2 separate regions of the Homo sapiens genome follow, and region 1 is linked to region 2. A link is a contact called in ENCODE Hi-C or POLR2A ChIA-PET data. All regions are on one chromosome and are shown on one strand. Each heading gives the region's core, a stretch centred on a gene start or an enhancer-like site at or near the end of the contact. The rest is flanking DNA. Distances are from core to core; before and after follow the strand shown.

Region 1 (2,797 bases), core at 15-2,514, 41 kb before region 2:
AACCCATTGTCACAGAGCTGTTTACCATGGCTGCTTCTAAGTCACAAAACGGACAGCAAGAAGGAAGAGGAGGAGCAAGAGGTTTATAAATCACTGAGAACTGACTATTCTTTTTTTTTTTTTTTTAAGACGGAGTCTCGCTCTGTTGCCCAGGCTGGAGTGCAGTGGCGCGATCTCAGCTCACTGCAACCTCCACCCTCCACCTCCCGGGTTCAGGCGATTCTCCTGCCTCGGCCTCCTGAGTAGCTGGGATTACAGGCGCACACTACCATGCCCGGCTAATTTTTGTATTTTTAGTAGAAACGGGGTTTCACCATGTTGGCCAGGATGATATTGATCTCCTGATCTCGTGATCCACCCGCCTTGGCCTTCCAAAGTGCTCAGTGCTATCTGTACATCGATATTAACCTCTGATGGCTAAACTAGCAAGATAACATGATCCTTCTTAGAGGAACCTACAAGCTACTGTGAGTTACAGCTCAGGCAATTTAGCTCACCAGAGCCCCATTTTGTAACTCTTGGAGATTTTGAAATAAGGCCAAAGCCTCCACTGTATCTTCTCTACTATTTTAGTTTTTTACCTTCTCGAACTCCTTGGCAGGAATTTCACAGTAGTCACATGTCTAATCTTATGGAATAAAGAATTCCCAAAGTTCTGACCAACTCTTCTTTATATCTTCCCCACCTTTTCTCTACTAAAATTTTAGTGAGACTGTCCCCTTTAAATATTTTGTAAATACTTAAACTTCTAGTAATCCTTAAGTTTCCCGAGTAAGTCAACACTCAAATTATTTTAAGTCCTGGGTCCCACCTGGGGTCAAACGATACCCATAGGAATGCTTTTGGGGAAGTCTTCAGCATCCAGTGAGGAATGTTAGTGGGGTCTTCAAATAGCTCTTTCTAGAGAGAATGACTGGTGCCTTAAAAGTCAGGACCTCTTATTCAAGCTGGATTTCTTACAGCAGGGAGAACTGTGGTAGAGCCAAGTAGTCCATTCAGATTCATTCTGATGACCTTGGTCCTTCCCCCACCATGAAAAGAGAGACAGAGAGCCAGGGAGAAGCCTTGCTCAGAGACCTTACTCTTTCTGTCTTCTCATCCCTGGGAGGGCCTTTTCCTCCCTCATTCCCTCCCTGACCTTTTGGGTTTTGTTTTATTAACTGAAATCAGACCAACTCCTCTGGGGAACCCTTGTTGGAAGCCAAAAGCAAATGTGGGCGGTAATATGCATCTTCTCCCCAGGCTGAGACTCCTCTCTCAAGGAAGAAAGAACAGAGTGGAGACTGACCCAGGCTCCAGCCCAGAGGCGGAGGCTGCTGTCTGAATCACCCACCCTTTTTTTCCACTGAGACAATGAGGAAAATAAATATCCAGACCAGTTTCCAGCCAGATCTGAAATTCTAATTCCTTTAAAAAAAAAAGAAAGAAAAAAAGGTTATTTTAAATAACCCTGAAATATCAGGCCTTCCTCCTCCATCTCTTGCTTGTCATTTTTCATTTACAGCTGGTTCTAGTCATCCACAGAACAGGCCGTGAGTTCAGACATGAGCTCCATAAAATCCTCGCAAATGTTTCTGTGTTGTCCTAGAACAAACTCCAACCTTGACCAACTTCAGGGAATTCCAAATCCTCTGAAGGAGGAAAAGGAGACAGGGAGAAACCTGACCCTATTCTCTTCGTTCTAAGTCTTCATCCTTATTTCTGCCTTTTTTTTTTTTTTTTTTAAATACCAGACACTCCCCCTCACCACCCCAGCCAGCCAGCATAGATAGTCTAGTGTTACCTGCCAAAACCCAAAGACTGTTAGACTTGGGAGCATCTCGTCCCAACTCCACAGCGCCAGAAGCTTTGAATGGCTCCCAAACATCTCATAAGATCCCCCCTACTTTTTTGGTTGAGTGCTTCTGCTTATCCCTATTAAAAGAGGATAATAAATGATTGTTGAATTGGTCCCTGACTGGATTCCAAAGCCCAGTCTAACTCTAATATTGGGCTAGAGGTAGAATTAGAACTTTGTATTTAGTGGTAAGGTCACCTTGGACCTCTGAAGATCTTGATTACGATTAAACATCCGGTTATGTGTAGCGCTACGTAGGATTCAGAACTCTACAAAATCAGTAGATACAGTCTTCTCTCTCTAGGATCTGTGCTGGGAAACAGAGTTCTGGTTTTAAATTTCAGCTTTGTTACGATTTATCTCAGTTTCTTCAACAGTAAACTAGGAGTGATTTCCAAACCTTTTTTAAAGCATTGCTTTTTAACCAAATCTCACATGAAACAGAATAATTTATGAAACAATTGAGAGGGAGCCACTTTGAGTATAGCAGAGGAGAGGGTCAAGTGATACAAGCTGCACTCAACTGCCCACCCTTCCTTCTCCCCACTGGTTGCTTGGGAAGGCTGGCACACAATGTGAGGATACTGGTCCGCAGCAGATGTTTCAAAACAGGGACCTGCAGGGCTGCGCTACAGAAATTTTTATCAGTCCATAAAAATATGAAAACATGAGGAAGATACAATCCATGTTCATAAAACTAAATGTAATCAGATTTTAAGACTTCCCTTTATTCAGAGACTCTTTTTTTTTTTTTTTTTTTTTTTTGAGACGGAGTCTCGCTCTATCACCCAGGCTGGAGTGCAGTGGTGCGATGTTGGCTCACTGCAAACTCTGCCTCCCAGGTTCATGCCATTCTTCTGCCTCAGCCTCCCGAGTAGCTGGGACTACAGGTGCCTGCCACTGCACCCGGCTAATTTTTTGTATTTTTAGTAGCGACGGGGTTTCACCATGTTAGCCAGG
Region 2 (2,787 bases), core at 227-2,726:
CAGAGATAAGTAGTAATGGTGCCTAATATAGGTAACACTTGCTACCTGCTCCAAGAACAAAGTTAAGCAAGTGATTAAGTTAAGCAATGCTTAGAGGTAGAGGATGTAAGAATGGCCTTAAAAAATGTGTCTTCTGAGATGAGTTTGAAGGATAAATGGAGTAGGAACTTGCCAGATTGAGGTAAGAAGCCTTCCAGACACAGCCCAACAATGCAGCAAAGCCCAATGCTTGACTAACTGGGGCACACAGGGAACACTGCAAAGTTTGGTTTGGATCCTAGAGTGGAAAAGGGAACTAAAGAGAAAAGATTGGTGAGATGAGTTGGGATAAACCTAGGAGTTTGGGCTTAATCCTGAAGCATTGAGGCGGTGTTGAAAATGTTTACACTGGGAAGTTAGGAAAGTAAATATTAGTAGGATGGAAGGATCAGAGAGGCCCTGGGCAGAAATCATAATGTGGGTGACTCCCAGGTTTCTGGCTTGAGTAACTGTTGCCATTCCCAAAATAAGAGAGGCAGGAGGAGAAGAGTTCCAGAGGAAGATGATGAGTTCATTCTTGAGTATGTTGAAGGTTATTGCAGGGTGCCTGTGATGCTCTTGCAACCCCATCCCCACCTTGAAATCCTTCAGAGGCTCCCCGTTCCCTTTAGTCCTGGCCTGGCCTCCAGTGTCTTCTCTCAGCCCTGCCTTCTAATGTGCTTGCTGCAGCCTGAGCAGCTTCGAGTTTCTAGAACTTGCCAGGTTGTGTTCTACATCTTTGAGCCTTCAACTAGAACACCATTTCCCTTCTCCTGCCTTCTGCCTGGCCAGTTGTGGCTCATCCTTCCAGACTCACTCAAGATAAAACATCTCTGAAGGAGGCTTCCCTGACATTGTCTACCACCACCCCCAGCAAGGGCTGATACCAACTGTCAGCAGCTACATACTCACCCCTACTTGACTGTAATGATTTGCATCCATGTCATCTCCTGCCCTACTGTGACATTCCCAGACCACCCCTCACTGGGCAGGTGGCATCTCTGTATCCCTTTTGCCTGGCCCAGATGGAAATTAGGACATCAGTAAATGTAAAATGAACAAATCCAGATGGGAGCATCCAACAGAGAGTTGGAAATTCCAAAAAAAGCAAAATGAAAGGCACCAAAAAAATGCATACAACATTAACACCTTATGTCTACCATTCGCTCCCCCCGCCACCCCCGTCCTCTTCCCTAAGCACTACATTATCTAAAGCCTAGATGTTCAATCATCCAAGCCCATGGCTGTTGGCTTGGTTATGTGTCTGGAATGGAACAGAAAGGGAGGAGGAGTGCAGAGGCCCAAGGAGGAGCATCAGTGAAGGTTTGGAGACTGACCTGGAATTCCTAGCCATCATGGTGGGTACAGTTTACATGAGAGGAAGCCTGGCTTTACACACCTGTTTCCTCTTTCTAAGCTCTGGCCCCTATTTTCTAACACCATCTGGTGGCCACATCTGTAAATAACAAACTCCTCAGGAGCTGAGAGAGCTTCTATAAGGCAAAAGGTCCAGGGATTGGCCTCAGAGGGCTATTATGTATTACAGCCCCAACAAGTTTATATGTATACGAGATTTGCCTTTTCTGATGAGACACTCCAAGAGCTTTTGACCAGAATCTTAAAAACTCCTATAGCCTCCAAAAGGCTTAGAATCCCTGCTACAAAGGATTGATTCTTTTTTTCCCCAAGTGAAATCCTATGAAGAATCATACACAAGCTAAAGAAGCAGACCTAAATCCCTGCTTGCTCAGAACCTCACCCTCCAATTTCCCAAAGCACTTACAGAGAACCTGGAATCTAGTTTGAAAACCACTCTTGTGAAACGAAGGGCTTGTAGAGCATCGGGGCCAGATGGGCCCTTAGAAATCATTGTGACGTACTAGGTCCCACCTGAGAGAGGAGGCTTGGTGATACACACAGCACGTATCAGTAGCAGTACTGGAACCTAACACAAGTCTCCCCTCTTGTTTCTCTTCTCTTTTTACTGCTTGCCTTATTGCCCAAAACCTAAATTTAAAAATGTACTAATCAAAACTTTTTCTATATATAGTTCCCAAACAGGAAACCATTCTTCATATAGATTTCTAGGTCTCTGGAAAGAGATCTTTCCCCTCAAAATGCCTCTTAACCAACCATAAATCATGGTAGAAAATAAATCTAGAGCTTACGTTTGAATAGTTTGTTGTTTGTTTGTGTTGGGGCGTGTGTTTTTTTGAAACAGGGTCTCATTCTGTTTACTAGACTGGAATGCAGTGGTGCGATCATAGCTCACTCTAACTTCGAACTTCTGGGTTCAAGCGATCCTCCTCCCTTAGCCTCACCAGAAGCTAGGACTACAGGTGTGCAGCACCCTGCCCAGCTAGTTCTTTTTTTTTTTTTTTTGGTGGCAATGGAGTCTTATTGTGTTCCCAGGCTGGTCTTGAACTCCTGGCCTCAAGTGAACCTCCCACCTCAGCCTCCCAAAGTGCAGGGATTACAGTCATGAGCCACTGCACACTGCACCTGACCCAAATAATTCTTTTCAACTTACAACATCAATACCCATGGGCTAGTTTCACAGTGGCAGAATAGACTCAGAGAGGTAAAATGACTTGTTTGCTGTTTCCTGTCATCAACTTAAAGGTTCTTTCCACTGTCTCACAACATTTGTGTTCGAATGTGCATATTCTGCGGTACTTAAAACAGTGAACAAATAGGCAATCCATCTGGCTTATTGATACTTGTTCAGGGAGTGGGGGTTATAACCCCTGCTATTAACTGCCATTTGGA

The links. Hi-C counts contacts between places; a loop is a spot of excess contacts on that map. ChIA-PET counts read pairs that join two places held with the same protein, here RNA polymerase II (POLR2A).
Region 1: a loop to region 2 is called in a map of CD14-positive monocyte, with 2.3 times the contacts of the local background. The contact joins two enhancer-like sites. A Hi-C loop is called at or near these places in 1 of 168 maps with a recorded cell type or tissue (CD14-positive monocyte). POLR2A ChIA-PET finds 5 or more read pairs at or near these places in 3 of 52 experiments (MCF 10A, WTC11 and activated CD4-positive, alpha-beta memory T cell).

Annotation. Positions count from the first base shown.
Region 1 is chr11:78,267,663-78,270,459 of GRCh38, reverse strand. All of the region lies in intron 2 of GAB2 (GRB2 associated binding protein 2), which reads left to right. Among named protein-coding and RNA genes, the nearest start is that of USP35, 80 kb to the right of the region's middle. Within about 2 kb of position 1,264, at least 11 of the 41 ENCODE cell types and tissues checked have a DNase peak (open chromatin) inside an H3K27ac peak, as active enhancers do.
Region 2 is chr11:78,227,245-78,230,031 of GRCh38, reverse strand. All of the region lies in intron 3 of GAB2 (GRB2 associated binding protein 2), which reads left to right. It also overlaps a transcript of USP35 not described here. Among named protein-coding and RNA genes, the nearest start is that of USP35, 40 kb to the right of the region's middle. Within about 2 kb of position 1,476, at least 3 of the 41 ENCODE cell types and tissues checked have a DNase peak (open chromatin) inside an H3K27ac peak, as active enhancers do.